2 separate regions of the Homo sapiens genome follow, and region 2 is linked to region 1. Evidence: chromatin loops called from intact Hi-C (ENCODE). Cell type or tissue: endothelial cell of umbilical vein. All regions are shown on one strand. Links, peaks and the distances in the headings refer to the core of each region. The heading gives the core; the rest is flanking DNA.

Evidence for each region. Hi-C counts contacts between places; a loop is a spot of excess contacts. Peaks named below come from ENCODE experiments on the same cell type or tissue, not always from the same donor. Only the 100,000 strongest peaks of a DNase experiment are listed, where the experiment ranks them.
Region 2: it touches region 1 in a loop (11-fold over the local background); 11 of 110 quality-filtered maps call a loop at or near these places.

Annotation. Positions count from the first base shown.
Region 1 is chr16:73,875,486-73,883,831 of GRCh38, reverse strand. It overlaps a transcript of ZFHX3 not described here. Among named protein-coding and RNA genes, the nearest start is that of PSMD7-DT, 340 kb to the left of the region's middle. RefSeq lists a silencer at 4,888-5,182. In endothelial cell of umbilical vein, for the core only: no CTCF peak of the experiment used is centred there; a DNase peak (open chromatin) is centred at 5,011.
Region 2 is chr16:72,396,528-72,404,873 of GRCh38, reverse strand. All of the region lies in intron 7 of LINC01572 (long intergenic non-protein coding RNA 1572), which reads left to right. Among named protein-coding and RNA genes, the nearest start is that of PMFBP1, 230 kb to the right of the region's middle. In endothelial cell of umbilical vein, for the core only: a CTCF peak has its summit at 4,391 (motif pointing left); a DNase peak (open chromatin) is centred at 4,393.

The DNA of each region.
Region 1 (8,346 bases), core at 180-8,179:
CAGTAAGAGGCACCCTTGACTTGACCACCTCATCCTTCTAACCTTTGCTTATCTTTAGTTCTCACAGGGGCTGGGTTATAGCTATGTGCAAATTATTTCATATTTTAGGTGTCTTTTTTATAAAAATATTCACTTAGGAAATCCCTAAGGAATCATCTAGTAGCTGGCCACACTTTTCCAAAACATGTCTGTTTGTTTTCAGGTGATTTTTACCGCGCCTTTCTGGCAGATGTATTTTTGTACACGGAAGAAAGGCTGATACTGAGGTTGGTAGCAAACCTTAAGTTCTGAGAATGTGTGCACATGTCATTGTTGTCTGTAGCAACTGATTGATGTGGTTGCATTGTGCGTGTGTGTGATTGTATGTATATATCATGTCCACATTATAAATACATATTCATATACACACACACACACACACACACACACACATATATATGGCTTATGTGCTACTGTGTTTATGCACCAGCTAAACTCATTCCTGGAGTAACAGAATACACAGAGAACATAGGCTGCCAGACGTCAAATTCCTTTTGTTTAGCTGAACTTTGTATTTTCTAAGCTGAGTTGTTTCTGCAGTTTGTTATGTATGTAGAGTTTCATGTGTTAATACTGCATATTTTGAATGACATATTAATAATGTTTTCTTGATGTTCTAAAAAGTCAGCATCTTAATGTCATTCTGAAATTGCCCACCTTAAAAAAAGAAAAACAACAACCAAAAAACCACAAATATCCCAGCCTTAAGCTAATAGAAATCATGTAGTTTTTTTTTTGATGTGAAAGACTATTTTTTTTTTTAAAAAGCTTGACTAAAAATAATAATCTCAGGCATTTCAAAAAAACCCAAATCCCCAGTGTTTATAACCAAGGCCCACTGGTAGACAGCAGGGACAAGTATGTTTGCATCAAGGGAACAAATGACCCACAAGCTTCCTCTTGCAAAGTTGCCTGTTTTGGCTTCATGATTCCCATTAACTTTACATTATTTAAGTCTTTGAAAGTGGATGGAATAAACAAAATGCTGAACTTTTTTTGAGTAGTTGTTTCGGGACACTTGGCACCCAAGAAGCTTAAAAAAAAGGTCTGTCCATTAAGAATCTGGCTGGAAAGGGGAAAATGGGTGAAAGCTATCTTTTTTCATTCAATCGTGGTTGATGTGGGTAATTTAAAGTAGGATCCTGGAATTTCCAGACCCTGGCTCTATCTTCTAAGTCATTTCTGTACCTGGAATAAAATGTTGCTGTAGAAATTATTGACATAATAGTCCCCATGAGGACTCAGAGCCATCAAAGTGAAATCTCACAATAAATTCAGAGGCCACCTGGAGAACCGCGGTTAAAGAGCTTTTTAGAGATGGGAAAAAAAAAACTTTAAAAGCTTAATTCTTCTTAAATATAAGTTCACTGATCATGTTTCTGTACCACTTTCCTAGAGTTTAGTTCTTTACTTTTAGCTTTGTTAAATAATCCTTTAAAGCTTTTTTGACAGCAAAAATGCTGCATTTTGTATAGATGACATCACTAGTCCAACTCCAGCCACACTGAAAGCCAAGAGGTTACCAAGCAATAAACCTCAGTCGGGATTTCTGCGTGTCTCGGGGCATAAAAGCCTTAAAACGTGAGGTGGGTCTTACTGATCTGTGGGACAAACAGTCCTACTGTAATACCAGAAACATTATTGATCAGTTTGGGGGGAACATTTTTTTAAAAGCTAATTAGTCTTTGCCGAGTGGAATTACTAATGCCGTTTTACACTTAGCACTTAGCGGTGCTTTTCATCTTCAAAGTGCTTTGAAAACATTAACTAATTAATCATTAGCTAATTTAGCAACTGACGATAAAAGTTAAGAGACTAAGAGACGGCAGACTCCACGAGCGTTTTCTGCACAGAAATCCCTCTATATGAAGCAAAGGCAGGGAAACTGGAGGGGAGCTGCGGGGCAGGTCACCAGGTGCTAGCAATTTTAGGGGACACTGCTCAGGTAATATCTGCAGAGAACAGAAAGAAAATCCTTTAGATACACACTCTTGGACAATCTTAACAGATAATAGCCAGCTTCTTTTTTAACTTTATATATACATACGCACACACACATATATATCCCATCTCCATCTAAAATGTATATGTGTATGTATACACACACACACACATATAGCACCAACTAAGTAGTGGGAACCCTAGCAAATATCCAGAATATATCAAGATGCTGACAGTTAAAAGTGTGGTTAATAACATCAATATTTCCTAAACAGATAAAAATGGAACAGTGAAGCTATAGACACTTTCTCTTTGGACTCCAAGGGCCTGCTTAGAGTAGCAGTAACCATGGGCAGAGTGGGGGGGGGGGGCAGAGAGAGAGAGAGAGAGAGAGAGAGTGTGTGTGTGTGTGTGTGTGAGTGTGATCATTACCAGCAAACCTTCAAACCTTCCTGGGTCCAATACGACATAATCCATGAATTCTGCCCTGGAAATCAACTTAGTTTAGGTAAACCTGATGCAGAAACATAAGAGAATTCTCCTGCATGTCGTGACAGACCGAATTCTTTCCAGTGGGGCTTGTCTGCTCCGCACTGCAGCCCCATCCATTATGTGAAAATGGTTCCTTGTTTCTCTGAGATATCAGCGGACCGCACAAGCTGAGTTTCTTTAAAAATACAGAGACAGTTCATCTATAGACTTATTCTGAATGAGTGAGTATGTGTGGTCCAGCTCATTTAAAGAAAGAAACACTCCACAAAAGCCACCAGTCTTATAGAAGGTGCTACCAGGGACTGCATATTTGAAGAGCGGATGTAGTACTTTGTATTCAGTTCCTTCCCAATGCCACATACCCTTTGCCTGTGACATGGAAAAGTAAGATTTCAGAATATTAGAAAATGTCAAGTGTTAAAAATGTGTTCATACTCTTCTCGCCTATATCATCAAAGGGTTGGTAAATAAGGGGTGCAGAGACATGTCGTTTACATTTTTCAAGGTATTTTGGAAAGATTACTATCCGACTGAAAACTTTTCACCAAGCAAACTTTGATATTCTTGGTAGATGTTAAAAAGCAACAGAAATAAATAGACCAGGCACATCTAATACAGTAGATCAGTTACTGCAAAATTATTTTGTGTTCTGTTGGAGACATTTAAATGGAGACTGCACACACCTTCTGGGATGAGACTTGAGAGATTTTACTCTTAGATAGAAGCATTTCAGGTTAATACAGAGCTACACTGCTCTAAGCCTGAACTTCACTACAATTTTAACTTCACTAGCCCTCTTGAATATAAGGCCTGTGTCTCCCCAGACTCTAACTTCTTTTCTTACTTTTATCCCAATCTCATCTTTTCTTACAGAGTGATAATTTTTAAAAGCTCCACATTGAAGTTGCAAATTACGTCAAATCCTGAAATTAAAATGTTGTACTTTCCTGTTCAGATTTCCTGTTATAGGGAAAAAAAGAGTTCTCATTTAAAGATGACCTATTTTTCAGTTTATTATTTGCCTTTGAATAGTGAAGCCCCTTAATTTAAACACTTTGAATAAAATAGCTCCGCAGCCCTCTCTCCCATCCCCCATCTAAACCTCTCTGCCTGCCGGAAGATTTCATTTTGATGGCAAAATTTTTCCCTTGCTTTTTGGGGCAAATCTGACAGCGACCTTCCATGAGCCAACCTCTTCCTTTTGTTTCCTCCGGAGAACTTTCAAGGGAGGCCTTTGGAAAGGTCAGGAATGCTCATCAGCCCTGAAGTAATGGAACGTGTAGAATGGAGATTGTTACTCTCCCATTCACGCCGATTCCACCATGTTCTTAGTTCCTTTAAAAATGTTGTTTCACACACCACCATGAATCAAAGCCAGATAGAGACTGGTGAGAACTAATGTATATAAAATTGAAATTAGGATCCTATAACAGTTGTTATCAGTAGGGTGTAATTTTGCCCCCCTCCTTCCCCAGGGGACATCTAACAATGTCTGGAGACCTTGTTGATTGCTTTAACTGTGTGTGTGTGTGTGGGTGCGCCAGTGGCAAGTAGTGGGTAGAAGCCAGGGACACTGCTCACCATCCTACAGTAATTATCTGGCCCCAAATGTCAACACTGTGGAGGCTGAGAATCCCCGCTGTTTACTTACACTTATACCTATACATGGAAAATATTGGCAGCAGCTTTTAGGCAGGAACTTACTCTCTTTTTGCTAGTACTAGTGAAAACAAATTCTTATTTAATTACAGTGATAGTCCCTTCTTGCTTCTTAACTATTGCCTGCCTTAACTGGAATTGCTTCATCTAGAGAGTGGAAAATGGTGACCCTACCTCCTTCCCATTTCTCATTTTAAAAATCACAGGGCGAACCAACCAGAATGAAAGGGAAGCGTGCAAATGAGCAAAGGACATGCCGGTGGAAATGTGGGAATGGCTTACAAAACCTCGGTGAATTCTTATTCTTAAAAGGGACCTTAGATTCTCCATCCCATACCGCATAAGAACATATAAAAAGAGACTTTGTGCTTATGAAGCCGGGGGCTTGATCTGTGTCTGCTTTTTTTTTTTTTTTTCTCCACCTGCTCCTGACCACGATGGTAGTCTTTCCTATTGTGATTTTAGGTATTAAAAAAGAAAAAAAAAACCTTTTGCAGAGCAAATGCTAACACAAACTGCTTGCGAAAAATCACAAGCTAGAGATTGCAGAAAAGGACCCCAAGGTCGCTCGCTGCTGGTGATTATTTTTCTGGGTGTTGTTAACTTGGTCCTCAAGAGAAGTTGGAAGAAGCTAAAAAAGAGAGGCTTTCGCTGGAAATTAAGAAGCAAAATGCTGGGAGGAGATCTCAGAGGAAGAACATAATGATCTATAATAGGAACTGATGTTTCCACAACTATATATATATATATATATATATATCTTATCTTTTTTGAACAGTGAAGGATGTAGGACTGGATGTCTTTCCAGTTACATCTATCAGCCTTTTAAACTAGCTCTGCTGTTTCAAGTGACGTTGAACTTCACTTTTCCAGTAGATGGCATTGTAGTCTGTCCAGTGGAGAAGAGCTTCCTTGAACCAATAAGACTTAATTTTTTTTTCTTCTGAGCAGCTTCCTTGATAATGTCCCCCCTCCCTCTTGCATTAAATACTAGCTTGAGGTTATAAATAACAATCTTGTTTTCGCTAGTTACCTGTAACTCTCAAAAGATTTGACTTAAGAAAAAGAAAAAAAAAGAAACAGTAGATAATTTAATATCCCTATATCAAATGAAAAAAATATAGACTAGATCTGGGAGTATGGCATATGGATAAAATATGCAACTGTTTCAAAATGAGAGCTGATTCTGGTCTTCCTAAGTCTACTTTTCCTATTAATCCATTATGCTTATACCATTTTAGTGTCGTTGTGAAGAGAAGGCTTAAAAAAGTTTTACTCTGTGTCAAAGATTTTTCAGATACAATAGGTTCTTCTTGGCTGAACCCCTAACAAACTTTGCATCTTCTTTATTAACTGTTTTCAAACTCTCTTTATAAAAAGTAATCACCTCTCGGTTTCATGTATATTACCTGTGGGATGAACAATTGCATAATTTTTGGTGAATTATAAATATGATTTTCATGATATTCTGTTTCCTTCATTTAAAACCATTAAACCTAAAAATAATAGCACCAATCGATTGAACCAGCAAGAGTTGTCATTGCTTGATGTTAGAAAAAGGTGCCAATATGTATTTTATTATTATTACTATTATTTTGCTTAGTATTAAATGAGGGTCCCTCACTTTAAGTAGTCAGAATATTACACTGGGTTTCAACCAAAAAGAGAAATGATGGTATGGAGAAGATATATATATGTATATATATTTCTAAAAATCTCATGATGAAGCTTTCTCTGTTAAATATCTTTTTTAAATAAAGAGATTGGATATGTTAACCATTAGAATCAAAATGGATTTTCTTTTTTGGGGGGAGTTGAACTTTGAAGATGAAATCACCATGTTTGTGTATGTCTTTGTGTGTGTTTTAATAGAATCTGAGTTGTCCCTGAAGAATCCTTTTTATCTGTGAGGCTTCCATGTTCTCTTTTTAAAAATATTTTGCTAAAACTTTAATTTTTTTCCTCCGAACAAAATCCTCTTTCCACTGAATATAATCTATATTTCCCTGATAGTCATTTGGTAATAATATTTGACTTCCATTTATCAATACTGTTTCTTTCTATTATTTTTAATCACAAGATTATGAGCTGTGTATTTAGTTATTATTTAAGCTAAATGGTGTCTTTGGCTGTTAGCTCAAAAAGATAATGTCCCAATATCAGGATTAAGTTTTCATCTGTATCAACTGGCTTAAAAATACCCAACTTGATTCCTTTTGAATTAACTGAGTCTTATTTTATTATATTTTTTCAATATCACCAATCACCATAGTAACCACTAGCTGTCAGTTCAGCTTCTGACATTTTTCTCATTTGGTAAGATTTCAGAATTGCCATCCTCCCTGCCAACATGTCATGAACAAGAAAAAAAAATTGCATGAAGAATCTAATGGGTGTCTGGTCTGATTGTCCTCATTTGTGGCAGGAAAGACAAAAACTGATGAATTGTGAAATGTATTCAGAGGGTTCAAGGAAGCAAGTGCCTGGGACCCCCCCCCGACCTAACCCCCCGAACCCAACCATCTCGTTTCTTTTTGTTATGCTTGATGCACCATACATGCTTATTGTGACACTTGGGTTTGTAGAAATTTAAGATTAACAATTTTTACATTCACCCTGCTGATCTCTCTCCCTTACCTTGTTGTTGTTGTTTTTTTTTTTTGAAAGTCATCATTAAAAATAAAGTTACCAGGGCTCGTATTTAGCATGATTTCTCACTCGTATCATAGATTTTTTAGTAAGTCCAAATTGGCTTCACAATATTTAAGATGTGCTTGCAAATGTACAACTCTGCGTGGGAGCCAGATGTGGACCGTGAACCCACACGGTGGGTTTTGTGTCTGTGTGTGAAGGTGGTGGAGAAAGGACATTAGACCCATTTGAAAAAAGAAACAAAGCTCATTCTAGACCTCTTCTAGGGGGTTGTTTTACATGGTTAAGAAAAGTAAGAGAAATGCAGTCTTTTCTAGTTCTTTCCAGCATTCTGGTTTAACAAATGAGTAGGGAAAAAAGCCTATGCTAATGAATTCCTACCCCACATATCCAACTGGGGAGTTGATTAAAGGAACTATTTCTATACTCAAGTATTTTCTCCCTTTTGGTTTCCAGACTTATTTTAGCAAAAAGCAAAAAAAGAAAAGTGATAATGTACTTTAGCTAATGTAAACATACAAATTATTGAATATATGTTACTGATAGGATACACACATATACCCCATATGTGGATCTTATCACTGACACTTAGGCATGACATTTAATATGCATGTGGTCTGAATACAAGTAAATGTATTAAATATATTAGCCTGTGTCTGCATGCATACAGATGGTCATCGTGTTAACATACTCTTTAGCTGCCTAGGTGTACATGGGTGTGGTAAAACTTACGTGTTTTTCCAGAGGTTTTGTTTTTGAGCTAGATCAGTCTTAGAGGATATTTTTTTCATGACTGTCTACAAATTCAGACTCAGCAGCAGGAACTCATTCCAGAAACATAAACCTGATTTGATAAGCAGCTGCAGAATTCAGTGCCTCTTTACTAACGGGTGGACAACCCCAGGATCACGCATGCAGGGATTGGGATGTTTCCATTTCATGTTTCATACGCTGTGGCTTTAGCTCCTTTTAAAAAATTCAGACACTGGACGGTTTGGGGTCGTGTTGTAGAATTTATTGCAGATTTTTATGTACCAGTGTATTTAAATATTACTATGGCTAAGAAGGAATGGAAAGGCCCAGTGAAAAATATCTCCATTAAGGACCAAAGTCTCTTAATTTAAAAAGCAAAATCATGTGTATATATTTGATGCCATTTATATGAATATTAAAATATTTAATGTTCGGTGTAGGTGGATTGATAACATGGTTTTGTCATTGATGATTAATGGTGTGCCAGAAATATACATGCGTAACTGCATACATATGTATCTGGCTATCAGATGTGTGTAAAATAAGCAATCCGGTTCATCATGCTTTTGTTATTTGATTCTTTTTAAATTTAAGCACTTTGGAGAAACCAAATGAATAATGCCAGAATGTTTGCTGCTATTATTATGAACAAATATAACCCTTGAGAAATAACTAGAAAATTGATATCGAATCTCAGGGTATATTTCAAACACATATTTGGAAGTGGAAAAATAGGAAGTATTTTTTGAATACTGGTAAATAAATTTACCTCATAAAAGAAAAAAGCCAGAAAAATATAAATCTTTTAAT
Region 2 (8,346 bases), core at 157-8,156, 1.5 Mb after region 1:
CACCCTGGTACTATGGGTACCCTTAAAGAAAATATTTGTATATGCATGCCCAGATTCAAAGATGTGAGCCTCATACATTGGTACGTGAAGACCTGGCTGTGAGCCAAAGTCACAAGAAATGTAGGTAAGTACAGCTGGGCTCCTCCCATGCATTGAGAGGTACTCACAGGCTCAGCCCTAAGCAGGCTTGCACTGGGCAGGTTTTCAGAAAAAAGCCATGCCCAATTTATTGTTGCTTATCCAGCAATGACCAAGAATTATGGCATCAGAGTATTTAAATAGTGACAACAAAGAACATGCTGGGGCTGCTGGGTTCTCCTTGTTTCAATAAGGATATCTTGTGCCAGTGACATTAGTAACAGCTGTAAAGAATTCAACTGCTTGGTTGACTAGTCAGAGGATGCTTACCAGAACTGACCTGTAAGTCTGAATAAGCATCCTTAGAGGTCTTGAAGTTGTCAGCAAAGCAAACATCCTGGGGAGAAAATAAAGCATAGAGACATTTAATTTGAAAATTAAAAGGAATATGACATTATTATGTATCTTAGGCTTATGATAACAGATGTGTGTATACACATATAACAAACATTATATATGGACTGCAAAGTACTTGAAAATGATACCATATCAACAACTGTGCACTTAAAAATTCTGAATAAAGAGCACAGATACTAAGTAGAGACAAATTTTATCCATGAACAATCAGTCCAGGAAAGATTCCTGAAGTTAACTTCTCAGCTGGATTTTGAAGAGGATGAAGCCTATGTATCTTTATGGATGAAAGAGGGAAGTGATATAAATTCTAGGCTACCAAGCCAAAAAAAAATCAAGTTGAATTTTATTTATTTAATTGTAGAACAAATGATCAGCAGCAGAAGTCTCCCCACTGACCCCTAGCCACACACACACCCTTTTTTAATGATCTGCCACTCATCACAGTAATGAAGATGTTCTTTAGGCAATGTTATACCATATGGCCTAAAAGCTTAGAAGGCAAGAAAAGTCAAACCTGAGAATAGCAAACATAGTGAGCAGCTGAAGTGGAATATCTTTTATGGAAATAAACTCGTAGTTAATAAAACAGTAGTTCTAACAATGAAGTACCTTGAGTAATAAACTTACTGATTAATACGTAGCCAATGGGATACTTGAACTGAAGAATAATATTGTACAAATAATCTCAAAGTTTAGTTGGTGTACGAAAAGTCAGATGATGAGAATTTTCTAGCGCTTCCTTCTGCAATCATCTACACATGAGATAGTTAAGGCCAAATGATACAGTTGGCTGTATCCCCACCCAAATCTCATCTTGAATTTTAGCTCCCGTAATTCCCACGTGTTGTGGGATGGACCGGGTGGGAGATAACTGAATCATGGGGAGGATTTCTCCCATACTGTTCTCGTGGTAGTGAATAAGTCTCACGAGATCTGATGATTTTATAAGGGGTTTCCCCTTTCACTTTGCTCATTCTCTTGCCTGCCGCTATGTAAGATGTGCCTTTTGCCTTTTGCCTTTTGCCTTTCGCCTTCCACCATGATTGTGAGGCCTCCCCAGCCACGTGGAACTGTGAGTCCATTAAACCTCTTTTTCTTTATAAAATGCCCAGTCTCGGGTATGTCTTTATCAACCGCGTTAAAACAGACTAATACACCAGAGATCTGGGAAGTAGAGGAATTGGAAGCTGGGAGTAGGAGTATGGGGAGACCAAAGTTGTTACAAAGAAGTGATTAGCAGAATTTTTAATTGTAAGTTAAAATAGCAGTAGGGAAAAAATGATACCACAGCTTTCAGCCTGGAAACACTCAAGATGTTGTTGATAGTGATGGGGAAATTAGTGAAGATGACTCTTCGGGGAGATGGACTTGTTTTTAAATATGATGTTTCAGGAGTTGTATGGCATTCAAACTGAAATGTTCCATGGACAATGGTGGAGAGAAGTATAATCGTAGATGGCAGTATGGTAGCCCAAACTTGATAACATCTGAAGCCATAAAACTTATTTAGATCCTCCAGAAGGGGTATCAAAGGAGTAAGAAACTTGGAATTTAGCCTTGAAAGTGCCCAGTTGTAGGAAATGAACTAAAGATGGACACATCAGAGAGAGTTGGAAGGAATTGTTGAATCTCTAAATTGTCATAAATCCATACAATCCATATAATAGACAATGTTATAAATTCACCTCAAAATCTACCAAAGGGGACCTCCAGTAAGCTATTAAGAACCTGAAGACAGTGTTTTACTCAAGCCAAAGCAAGAGAGAAGAGAAATAACTGTGCTGGTTTACACCGAATTACATTACAGGATTATACAGGGCTTTTCCAGACAGTATCTTGACTTCTACAACAACTTACTGAAATGATTGTTTTTATGCTCCTTGTACTGATGAGGAAGGGAAAGAAGGACTAATTGCCTAAATTTCTAGAAAATGGAAACAATGTGGAGAAACCACTGAATCTGGACAAGGAAGACATTTCCGAAAAGATTGAGTCTCTCAAATTTCACATTGTGATTGGGGAAAAATTCTTTCCACATAGGCCTTATTTTGTATTTCCTTTTTTTTTTTTTTTTTTTTTGAGACAGAGTCTCACTCTGTCACCCAAGCTGGAATGAATCTCGGCTCACTGCAACCTCCTCCCACTGGGTTCAAGCAATTCTCGTGCCTCAGCCTTCTGGGTAGCTGGGACTACAGGCACCCGCCACCACACCTGGCTAATTTTCTGTATTTTTAGTAGAGATGGAGTTTCACCATGTTGGCCAGGCTGGTCTCGAACTCCTGACCTCAAGTGATCCGCCCACCTCAGCCTCCCAAAGTGCTAGGATTACAGGCATGAGCCACCATGCCTGGCCAGCCTTATTTTAAAGATGAGAATTTCTGAACTCTTAACAATCCTTGCTGATAGTAGAAGACTTTCTGTAGTTTGTCATGGAGCAGTCTCCCATAATTCAGAGCAGTAATAAGCAAACCAAAGCATCTATGCTGTTTCAATTCTGCCAAAGTTTATTATAAGGAAGTCAAGTTCAGTGGTGAATAAACTATCTTAATATTTTATTCAAAATTCACGTATGGGCCGGGAGTGGTGGCTCACACCTGTATTCCCAGCACTTTGGGAGGCCGAGGCAGGCGGATTGCCTGAGCTCAAGAGTTCGCAACCAGCCTGGGCAACACAGTGAAACCCCGTCTCTACTAAAATACAAAAAATTAGCTGGGTGTGGTGGCATGCACCTGTAGTCCCAGCTACTTGGGAGGCTGAGGCAGGAGAATGGTGTGAACCCCAGAGGTGGAGGTTGCCATGAGCCACGATCGTCGCGACACTGCACCCAGCCTGGGTGACAGAGCAAGACTCCATCTCACAAAAAAAAAAAAAAAAAGTATGTGTTTAGCTAGAGATGTTTTATTTTGATATGACTTTGTCCTTCTGTGTGTACTATTCTTGAGGAACTTCTCTGTTTTTCCATAAACTACTAATTTAAATTGTAGATAGGGACTGTTTGTAGAAAATACCAAGGGGAAAATACATTTATAAACATAGGAAAATACAACTGTCTACCTTTCATTGTATATTTAAAGATGCTCACAATAAGCTGTAATCATTCCTCTTCCTCTTTCTAAACCCTTCTTAACATTCTCTTCAATTCATTGTACTTCTCTTTCCCAGTTACAGCACTTTTTCTTCTCCCCCCCTCCCTCTCCCTCTCCTCCCTTTTCCTCTCCCTTTCTCTCTCTGCCTCTCTCCCACTCCTCCTCTCTTCCCCCAGCCCACACCTTTCTTTGTCTCTCTTTCATTTATGTAAATCTTTCCAGGGTGGATCTACTCTCTTAGCCTGGTCCAAGTGAATCATCAAAGAATAATAGCACATTAGACAATCTCCTCAGTATGTGGCCACAAGCAGCCTCCATAGTGGGAAGATGAGATGTGGGCTGAGAGAGGCTTATTTTCTAAGCTGAATACCTCTTTTTACAGACCTAACAATTAAATATTTTTCCTGTTGTAGGCACTGGCATGTTTATAGTATATGTACATATCAATCCATTTCTTTGGTAGGACATTTAATCTATAATTCATAATTTATTCGTGGACTCCTAGACAGTCGTACCATTCACTACTAGTCTGTCCAAAAATTATTTATAATCTTTTAAAATTATTTAAATCTGCCTTTTTATAGGTGTTTTATACATTTTCCGTTAGTTAAATGACTCTGGGAAACTACTCATAAACATTGGAAATATACTCCCATATGTTATTTATCCAGATTTGCCAGTTGTTTCATTTTGTAGGCCCCAAAGACTCTAGGTCCGTGGATCCCAAACTGCGTACCAAGACACCCCTGAGCATTGCAGCCAACTCATTGCAGGGGCTCTGTGGGATAGTTTAAATTTTAGAGAGAAACACAGCGACATCTGTTGGGCATGACCTGAACTACTACTACTACTAAGCTGGGACTTCTTTTCTTTTAGCCCTAGAATAGCCCTGAAAAAAACCTATTGCAACACTAAGGGCCTCAAGAACAAAGTTTGGGAATCTCCTCTTAAAGCATTAAAATATCTTTGTATCAAATTATCATTACATTTATTTTTTTACACAATTGATCAAAATAACAAATTTATTACCCAAATTTTATAAGTAATTATTTTAAAAAGTAATTGTTTTTATCAAAAACAAAATTAAAAAAAATTTTTTAAATGCACCTCTGTTAGTGAGATGCATAAGACTTGTTTCCCCAATTAGCTCATGTGCCTGTATGTCAATTTTACTGATTGACTGAGTGAATTTTTTAATTTATATTTTTGTTTTGCTGATGTAAGCCTTGAGAAGCCTGTTAGCATAAATAAATAGATGGAAATAGGAGGAGACGTATTATAGCAGTGTCATCATTCTTTAAACTCAACTTTTGAGTGATATACCAAACATATAAGAAAAGAGTTGAGGAACTACCATACTTGTGGAAGAATGTATAGTCTAGACTTGTGTTAACCAGTAGCCATTAGCCACCTCTGGCTATTTAAATTAATTAAAATTTTAAATTAAAATTCAGTTCTTCAGTTGCATCAGCCATATTTTAAGTGTTTAATAGCCATATTTAGCTAGTACGTTTGCCAGCACAGATAATAGAACATTTCTGTCATTGTCGAAAGCTCTATTGGATAGTGTTGGTCTAGACATTCTTTCTTCTTTATTTTTTAGAGACGGGGTTCCTCCATGTTGGTCAGGCTGGTCTCGAACTCCCGACCTCAGGTGATCTGCCCTCTTCGTCCCTCCAAAGTGCTGGGATTACAGGTGTGAGCTACCACACCCGGACAAAAAAACCAGGGGGATTTTTTTTTTTTTGATATGGAGTTTTACTCTTGTCGCCCAGGCTGGAGTGCAGTGGAGCAATCTCAGCTTGCCGTAACCTCTGCCTCCCAGGTTTGAGTGATTCTTCTGTCTCAGCCTCCTCCGTAGCTGGGATTACAGGCATATGCCACCATATCCGGCTAATTTTTTGTATTTTTAGTAGAGACGGGCTTTCTCCATGTTGGTCAGGCTGGTCTTGAACTCCTGACATCAGATAATCAACCCACCTTGGCCTCCCAAAGTGCTGGGATTACAGGTGTGAGCCACTGCGCCCTGGTCTAGATATTAAAGACATCTTCTTTCTCAATACTTGCACTAATATTTTTAATTATTTTCATTTTTAGTACCCCAGAGCTTTTTCTACCCCAGAATAAATGCAGCATCGTTTTTTATTTTAATATGCATGTTATCATACTGACATCTTTTTTAGTAATTTGCCTTTTTTACCCAACTTTATGTGTTTGAAATTCACTCATTGAATATGTAGCTTTCTTCACTTGTTTTTTCTGTTGAATAGTATACCATGGTGTGAATATCCTTTATCAATTTTCACACACATGGATAGTATTTTTTCAGTTGTTTTTTGTTATTAAAACCAATGCTGCTGTGAAATTCTTGTTAGAATTCTTGTCTTCCATGGCCCATGTGCAGTTGTGTCTAGGATATATAACTAGGAGTAGAATTTCTGACTCATAGAATATTTGCATCTTCAGCTTTACTAGATAATACCAATTTGTGCTTCAAAGTGGCTATATTAATCCACACTCCCATCAACAGTAGGTAAGAGTTCTGACTATTTCATGTATTATTTCAGATTAGATTTGGCTATGCTTGACAAAAACAAAGAAATGAACAAATGAGTAACAGTAGCTTCAACAAAAGTACAGTTTATTTCTCTTCATGTAGATAAAGTTCAGAGGTAAACAACTTAGTGCAATGTGGTAGGTCCAAAATCGTTAAAGTCCAAGTTTCCTATCTTGCTCTACCATCCTCAGGGTGTGCTTTTTCACCTTAAAAGGTGAAATGTTACAAGATTGTCATTTTCTCCCTCCTCACACCATTTCTTTCTCTCTCTCTCTCCACCCCCATCCCCACTCCCTCTCTTCAATGCCTACTCCCATCTAAGAGTAATTTGGAAAGTTAGCAACATTATTCCCCTTTACCCCTGATGCTTCAATATATATTTTCTAAGAATGGGCCATTCTCTTACATAACCAAAGTACAATAACCCAAATCAGGAAATTTGACATTGTATAATACTATTATGCTTTAGCCCATATTCATATTTAGTCAGTTGTCCCAATAATGACCTCATAGCTATCTCCCACCTACTCAGTCCAGGATCTAATCAAAAGTTCAAATTGCTCCAAATTAAATTTAGCTGCCATATCTCTGTAGGCACATTTAATCTATAACATTTCCTCAGACCTTTTTCTTACTTGGCCTTGGCATTTGGGCTTGCATAATGTTTGCTCATAATTAGATTTTGATTAGGCATGTGGGGAAGAAATAGCACAGAACTGATGGCATATCCTTCTCAGCCAACTGTATCAGAAGGCTCATGATATGAGCCTATCATGGTTTGCTATAATATTGGGGTGATGATAAGTTGTATCACTTGGTTAAGGTGGTATGTGCTAGGGTCTTTCCACTCTATAAGTTACTGCTTTTCTCTTTCTAATTAATAGATAATGTATGAGTAGCTACTTTGAGACTATGTGACTATTCCACTCCTCATCAAACTTTTACCTATTAGCAACCTTTTTAAAGTATTATATGACACCACTATTCCTTTTCTATTAGTCACATTTTACTGTAAGGTAGATCTTTCCCTTCTCTCTTATGTTTGTTTGTTTTCTTGTTTATATCAGTATGAACTTACCGACACTAATTTTATTCTATAGGTTATAATCCATTATTATCATTATTTTGATATATAAGTTGTTCCAAATTTGTCAAGTAGCCCCTTTAAACTGTCTCCTATACTCTTTTGATATGTCCCCATCATTCTTTGAGCGTTTTCTCATTTGCTGGAGCAAGATATTCTAGGCTCACCTTATACTTCCCTGTACTGGTCAAAAATTAGCCTTTTCTCCATGGAGCCTAATTGCTTTTAGTAGACAGTGGCATTTTTAAACCAAAATCTGTGTACTAAGTGTGCTCACTGATGTTGGTGTATCATTGCATCTATGCTCCCTCAACTGATAGAAGTAGGAAATTTGTTTTTATAGTTCTAAAACACACTTTTTTTATATATACCTATATCTATATTTTTAATCATTACTTTAAAAGTGTTCATCTTGATAACTTTAATTCCACTTCAACATCATAGGTTAAATTCTAGTCTTCCCCCTTTCCATATTTATAACTCCTGTCTCTAACACTGAAGAAATCTGGTTTCCATTATTCTTAATGTATTTATTCATTTGCTCAAGCCTAGACACGGAAGTTAGTTTTACATTACTCACTCAGATTATTACAAAAACCCAAGCCTACTAATTAGAATTTAATATTTTGTAGTTCTTTTTTGAGATAAAATTCACATACAGTGAAATGTCCATTTTGATGAGTTTGGTTTTTTCAAATATATCTATCCATGTAATGCATGCCCCTATTAAAGTATTGAACATCATTCAAGAAAGGTTTTTTTGGGGTCCTTTTTTTACTCAATCCTCCTGATACAATTTTCTGATATATTTTTCACCATAGATTAGTTTTACCTGTTTTATAACTTTATTTAAATTGAATCATATAGTGTATGTGCTCTGTTGTGTCCAACTACCTCTGCTCAGCATAATGTCTGTGAGATCCATTTATGTTGTTTTGAGTGTCAGTAGTTTATTCTTCATTGCTGAGTAATACTTCATTGCATGAATATAATATACTATGATTAGTTTATTCATTCTCCCATTTGTGAATATTTGAGTTTCCATTTTGACTATTTTGAACAAAGCTGTTGTGAATATTCTTGTACAAATCTTTTGTATCTAGGTTTTTATTTCTCTGGTAATT